Linked DNA regions of Homo sapiens: region 2 is linked to region 1. The links are chromatin contacts, found by Hi-C or POLR2A ChIA-PET in ENCODE. All regions are on one chromosome and are shown on one strand. The core of a region is the stretch at or near the end of the contact, and the rest is flanking DNA. Distances in the headings are between cores, read along the strand shown. Region 1 has its middle 92 kb from the start of LINC02871. Region 2 has its middle 170 kb from the start of LINC02871.

The links. Hi-C counts contacts between places; a loop is a spot of excess contacts on that map. ChIA-PET counts read pairs that join two places held with the same protein, here RNA polymerase II (POLR2A). Pooled maps may share reads with other maps.
Region 2: a loop to region 1 is called in a map of heart left ventricle, with 1.9 times the contacts of the local background. The contact joins two enhancer-like sites. A Hi-C loop is called at or near these places in 6 of 168 maps with a recorded cell type or tissue (ascending aorta, cardiac septum, endothelial cell of umbilical vein and 2 more) and 2 of 50 pooled maps. POLR2A ChIA-PET finds 5 or more read pairs at or near these places in 1 of 52 experiments (MCF 10A).

Annotation. Positions count from the first base shown.
Region 1 is chr20:11,116,248-11,119,852 of GRCh38, reverse strand. No RefSeq gene overlaps it. Among named protein-coding and RNA genes, the nearest start is that of LINC02871, 92 kb to the right of the region's middle. Within about 2 kb of position 1,897, at least 2 of the 41 ENCODE cell types and tissues checked have a DNase peak (open chromatin) inside an H3K27ac peak, as active enhancers do.
Region 2 is chr20:11,193,359-11,196,963 of GRCh38, reverse strand. No RefSeq gene overlaps it. Among named protein-coding and RNA genes, the nearest start is that of LINC02871, 170 kb to the right of the region's middle. Within about 2 kb of position 1,648, at least 8 of the 41 ENCODE cell types and tissues checked have a DNase peak (open chromatin) inside an H3K27ac peak, as active enhancers do.

The DNA.
Region 1 (3,605 bases), core at 648-3,147:
TGTCATTGCTGGTCTGTGGCGATGAATAAGCTTCATAGCACCCAAACGCCATCAGAGGTTCTATATTTACCTTACTTCTGCCAACAACCCATGTTCTCGCATTTTCCATGTAAAAGAGCTCTATGTGGGCCAGATTTAATTTAATGCAGAAATACTCTATGTCACTTCCAATAAAAGCAAAAAGGAAAGGGAGATTCACACACTAACTTATCAAGGATGGCAGCTCATGCTGGTGTTTGGAATAGTTTGGAGGTATTGTTTTGTTTACAGAGCCTTCAAGTTCAAAGGAAGGTACATGAGACTGATTAGAATGGCCTCCACAGATCTGTTTTCCAAATAGAAAACATATGCCCTTATGGGGTGAGCTCTTCATTCCCAGCTACAAGTGAATTTGAAAACAGTTTGACTCTGAGGAAGAAGAATGCAATATTCCTTACATAATACCTTTCTGAGGTAGGTCCAGGACAAACTCCTGATGGCCAAGGTAAAAATCATACTAAGTGTCACCAAAGGCTTTGACCTGGTGCTCATGCCAAGAGGAGCCTAAGACACATTCGTATTCAGTCCTCTGCAGATTCTTCAAGGTGAAAACACTGATGCCTATAAAAATTACGTGATTAGACCTAAAACCACAAACAAATCCATGGCCAAGTTGAAACTCTAACGCTGGTGTCTTGATTTATGACTCAATACTTAATATTACGTCATGCTGGACATTAGAATACATTTTTAAAACTTCATTTAGGGAAGACATTGGGAAAAAATAAACTCTCTTACTCTCTAACAAGACTGAAAAGGTATAGAGATAAGTCATGTTTTATTTAATAGAGAGGAAATCCTTATATATGAGTCAAGTTAATATTTTTCTGTGATTCACAGAAGATTCCAGGTGCAAGTAAGATGAATTGTCTCTTGTTTTCCAGTAGAATATTTTCATCCTTTTCCATGTAAGCATGAGTAATATTCAAAATTAACTGAATTGTTTTGTTCTGGCTAAATGCAGGAATGTCATTCTGTAAAAATATGTACTATGAAAAATAAAGATATTAATGATAAATTGGCCAGTCATGAGCTCTTGTCTGTATACAATAAACTGAAAATAAGTGTGAAAATACAGTGCTTTTTAAGTATGTGATTTTTTGAATGAAATAATAATGATTTTGAGTCATTTAAAAGCACTAATTTTGAAAGAAATGAACTTTTCATGGCAGTTTTGGGCATCTGAAAAGTAAGTTCATGGTTTACATCCCATTCTTTTGTAAGGCACCTTCTGGCCCATCTTTTTAAGAGGTGTTTGAGGGATCTGAATCTCTCTTTGGATCTGTAATACATTATAGTCTGCTGATAAGCATCCTATAATTTTTTACTGCATCATTACAAAAAAAAATTGGGGGCAAAGTAGACATTTAAAATAAAGTTTTGTTACTCGAAAACAGACAGTCTCCATCCTCATTCTGAGTAATGTCTGCCTCTATTCAGTTCAACAGCCCACAAAGAGAGTAATAGACAAAGACATGCCAGATTTTAAAAATCACACTCTGAAACCATACCTAGTGGAGAAGCCCAGAAACTGCTTCACTGAACAATGTACTTCTGAAAATATGTTGAAAGGTGGAGTACTATTTTATTTCATTGCTTTTTTCCCCCCTTTCAAAATTTGTATACCAAGTTCCCTTATTTAATAAAGACCTCAGGGCCTTCAAAAATTGATTTGTTTGGCTTTGGCCATGGAGACACTCCGGGCTTTTCCCAGTTCAGATCCTGAAGAGATTCATGTTGACTCAAAAGCCAACTTTCTTTGGCAGATCCCCTACTGGACTCAGCCTTTGTCCTTGCCAGTACCCCCTGGCCCACACTGATGATATCACTCTGAGTCACACACAGGCTTCACATACATGGCTCAGACACAACAATGATGCTGCTGATGACAACCCCACTGTTAATAATCTGTTCACATGGTGATATGAAGCATTACCTGGCTCTGTGTGTTAACAATTAAAACTTGTTTGGTTTTGCTTAAGCACAGACTATCTAGGATTAGACTAAGCATGCTGTTGCTTTCTCTATCTTATCTCTATCTTTGTCATGCATCCTTGGCCAACATATAGGAGAAATCTTTTTGGACATCTTTTAGCCTTTGATTGACCTCTTCTGGCTAAATTAACATGTCTAGGACAAACACAGGTTATGTTTGACACCATTTCTCCTTGAGGCATGAAGATGTACCTCAATGATGAAAGATGAGTATAAACTAACCTTCACAAGCCTTCTCTTGAAGATGTACTACATTGTTGTGGAGTTTCTGTTTAATTGTGCCTGATAATTATATTGCTGAAATGCTTTGCCGAGAAATTTCAAAAGAAGAACTGTGCTCTACAGACTTTATGTCAACAGTTTTTTTTGTATTTCCATGTATGTTTGAACTAAGAACAACACTGGAATTTTCCAAAACTCCATACCAGTGAATGCATGGAGTTACATAGTGACTATTATAGTGTTTGCAAGGTTTTAATGCTAATTATTGCATTTAAGAAGGCATATGTGGAAAGCTGAAACTGGATCCCTTCCTTACACCTTATACAAAAATTAATTCAAGATGGATTAAAGACTTAAATGTTAGAGCTAAAACCATAAAAACCCTAGAAGAAAACCTAGGTAATATCATTCAGGACATAGGCATGGGCAAGGACTTCATGTCTAAAACACCAAAAGCAATGGCAACAAAAGCCAAAATTGACAAATGGGATCTAATGAAACTAAAGAGCTTCTGCACGGCAAAAGAAACTACCATCAGAGTGAATAGGCAACCTACAGAATGGGAGAAAATTTTTGCAATCTACTCATCTGACAAGGGGCTAATATCCAGAATCTACAATGAACTCAAACAAATTTACAAGAAAAAAACAAACAACCCCATCAACAAGTTGGTGAAAGATATGAACAGACACTTCTCAAAAGAAGACATTTATGCAGCCAAAAGACACATGAAAAAATGCTCATCATCACTGACCATCAGAGAAATGCAAATCAAAACCACAATGAGATACCATCTCACACCAGTTAGAATGGCGATCATTAAAAAGTCAGGAAACAACAGGTCCTGGAGAGGATGTGGAGAAATAGGAACACTTTTACACTGTTGGTGGGACTGTAAACTAGTTCAACCATTGTGGAAGACAGTGTGGCGATTCCTCAGGGATCTAGAACTAGAAATACCATTTGACCCAGCCATCCCATTACTGGGTATATACCCAAAGGATTACAAATCATGCTGCTATAAAGACACATGCACACGTATGTTTATTGCGGCACTATTCACAATAGCAAAGACATGGAACCAACCCAAATGTCCAACAATGATAGACTGGATTAAGAAAATGTGGCACATATACACCATAGAATTCTATGCAGCCATAAAAAATGATGAGTTCATGTCCTTTGTAGGGACATGGATGAAGCTGGAAACCATCATTCTCAGCAAACTATCTCAAGGACAAAAAACCAAACACTGCATGTTCTCACTCATAGGTGGGAATTGAACAATGAGAACACTTGGACACAGGAAGGGGAACATCACACACCAGGGCCTGTTGTGGGGTGGGAGG
Region 2 (3,605 bases), core at 399-2,898, 77 kb before region 1:
AAGAGCACTCCATCATCTCTCTACCTCAGTCTCCAGAACTTGTCTGGTGTCTTAAGTTATTTATTTTCCACTTTAGCTTTCCCTTCCCCAACCTACAACTGCCTATTTATTCGTGTTGAAGACATTGTGACCCTATCGGACCCGAATCTCAGATGTCCTCTCAAACTTGAGACAGCAGGCCCAGTAATTTCCCCCACCCCACTGAAGTGGCTGGCACCAGTGTGCACCTGGTAGGCCTGCATGTCCCTGGGACTACCTTTTAATCAGGCCAAAACCCTAAATAGGCCCCGCCATCCAGCCACCAGCATCCCTCAGTAGCCTTCAGATTGATACAGAGCTGGTCATTATTTAGAAAGGAAAAAAACTCATTTAGGCCTCTCTGTCTCCTCTCTGCATGCTTATTATTGTAGGTGCAAAATAAAATATGAAAAAGGAAAACCAAAGGCTTGCTCATCCTCTATGACTCTACAGGGGAATTCCAATCACAGGCAGAACACCCTGTCCCTTCCTCCCACCTTTTCCACCCAGCAGAGGAGGAGGAACTGGCCTTGGGGAGCGAATCATTTTCCTGTTCCACTATCTGTAAGCACATTTTCCAGATCAGTCCTGACTTTCCAATTTCAGAAATCCTCCACATCCAAATGAGGTCCAGTATTGGACCAGCCTCACAATGGACTTCCTACTTCTCATAGGTAAAATGTTCGTCTGCCTGAAAGGAAGCGATAGAGAGAACATGCACACTGTTGGCCAATAAACAGAGCTGCGCTCATGGCAGCTTGGTTTGGGGGGGGGGCGGGGGTCAGGCAGTTATTTTCCATGGGCTGTTAAACAGGAAACTTCGCTGCAGTTAATGTAGCAGGAGAGTTTGGCTAGTCTCTGAAATAAACTTTTGAGAGCCCTTAAGATAACTGTCGCTCACCTTCCAGACTCATTAATCATCGGCAAACTGAAGCTATCCAGTTAGGAGGAAATGAAGAGAGGGCTGTAGAATTCATGTCAAACAGATCATGCTCTTGAACTGGCACCAAACTCCAGAAACTCCAGTGAGAGGCAAATTGTAAGCCAAGGTGCCAAGTTAAATCCTAGCACTGTGATTGTGTGTGTGTGTGCTCGCACATGTGTGTGAGAGAGAGACAGAGACAGAAAGACAGAGAAATATAGAGTGTGTATACTCTATAGAAGTATAGAGTGTGTGTGTGTGTGTGCATGTGTGTGTGTGAGAGAGAGACAGAGAGGAGGGGAAGAGAGAGGATTGAAGACTAAAGAAATAACATGCCTCTGAGATCAAACACTTAAGACCTCAACTCTCAATTCGCTTTCCTTTACTCCCATCTCCAATGAGAATATATTACCCTGTCTGGGGGAAATAGAGTGAAAAGGTGGGAGAGACACAAAAAGAAATAAAGCTACAGAGTCCTGTGTTCCTGACTTCCTCAGAGAGCAAGGTAGATCTTGAAGGACTTCATTTTTCTCCATTAACTTTTATGAAGCCTGACTTGGCTGTAATGTTGTGTAAATGCCAGCCAGTTTCCAGCCAGGCTTTTCCAAGTGCGTCTAATTGCCCACTTTATCACAGGCACTATCAGGTAAATGGTGTTCCACCTCCGCTGGGCCTGCCTGAGGTTGACACTCAGGACTTGTCAGGCAATGGATCACAGAGCCGGCATGGGGGCCCCTCGCCCTGCATTCCTGCATGGGGGTGACAGTAAATTATGACATCTGCCAGGAAGATCAGAACACGGCTGTGCTACCGGATGCACCTAAGCTACACAACTAGGAAGGCTTTTAGGATGTGACTAGAGATGTGTCTGAAAGCTCTTAAAGGGACAAAGAGCCTCTTTCCCCAGCAACAGTGCAGCAGAGATGATCCCTGAACATTTACTTTTCCCTTTGATGATGCTTAATGACCTATTTTTATGTTTGAGTGAATAATGCTGCCTTGCAGTTGTAAAGGGCTCCAGAGTTTAAGTTGCACTTATATCCATCCTCCCAAGATCCTCAGAACCACCCAGAGGGACAGTCAGCATCATGCCCATTGTCCAGGATGAAAAAAAACAACTGAGATCTCAGCAGGCTGAGTGATTTGGCTTGGGTCAAAAAGAACATGAGAGTGCTGTGGCTAGGCCTCAAACCTAGATCTCAAACCCCAAAACATGTGTTGTTTGCTTTACCAAGATTTTTCGCTCCAAAAGTGTTACTGCTTATTGTAGCTTTGGAAGTATGGATTATATTGTTGTACATGTATAGCTTCTATCTTACGTCTTCACAGGACTGACACTGAAGCTTAATATCAAAACAAAACCAAATGTTTTAAACAAGAACAAGAAAGCACACCAAAAATCAAGAGGCAAAAATGAGATAATCTCATTTCAGTGAATTTTCACACAAAAAAATTGTCAACCTATAAGTTTGTAAAGAGAAAAGGGGGTAGGTTCATAGGTGTAAATACCATAAATGCTGACCTAAAATGGCCAAACAACTCTATTTGGTTATAATACAAATTGCTCATTGGAGGCCTGAGGCTCAACATTCAAGACTGTATGCCTGGCACCTTGACTTGTAAATGAGAGACAGACTTTTGACCAGTCAACTCTACACAAAAAGTGGATGATGCAAAGGCACCAAATTTGAATTCATTCCCTTCATGATGTCTTATTTGTTGATGACCCTGAGCAAGTCATCTAACTTCTCTGGGCGTAATTTTCTCACCTTAAAATGTGGATAAAACTACTTAGCTTGTAGAACTGTAGTAAGGACTAAATGAGGTAGTGGATACTTAAGCACTTTGTAAATTATACAGTAAAATTATTTTCAGTAGAAATCACCTGGTATTTATTGAAACTTGTGCCATGCCCTTGGGGATTAAAAAAGAAAGTGTCAGTAATGATTTTATTCTGCATTCAGCCATCATTTATTGAGCACTTGGTATATGCAAGGTGCTCTAATAACAACACTGGGATCCTCTAAATAGAACACTACATGATCATGGAGAGTAGAAGTTAAGTTGGTCAAGGTCAAAGCTACTCCAGATGTATGGATAGGTCTGTATTTCTTTCTTCCAAAATTTATTGAATAGCCACCTGCTATAATAAATTTATAAAACAATGTCTGATATATGGTGTGTGTATGTACATGCACACAGATACAAATAGATTATATTACATTGTGATATATGTCATGACAAAATAATTTTATGAGCCTATTTAAATGATAAAATTTTCTGAAAAAGAAGTTCCAGAAATTTTAATAGAGGCTTTTTGTTCTACAACTGAAACTATTTATACATAAATGCCAAATATTTCCTAATAATGGTTCAACATATAATGGCTCAGATAATGTTTTTCCTCACTGTAGATTTTGGCAATATTGGAGAGAAGTAAATAAATGGATACACTTAACTTAAGTGACCAGGGAATGGAAAAGCTGACAAGTCATAGTAAGCTTGTATGACTGGTAGAATGAGGTTGGTTCACCACAACTAGAAGCCATAAGAATCCTAGCAGAAAAATATGAATGGATGTGGCATCTTCTAGCCTTTCTTGAGTCACAGTCACTATTTCAAAACACTAGTAAAAAACCACCTCAAATACCTAGTGAAGATTTTG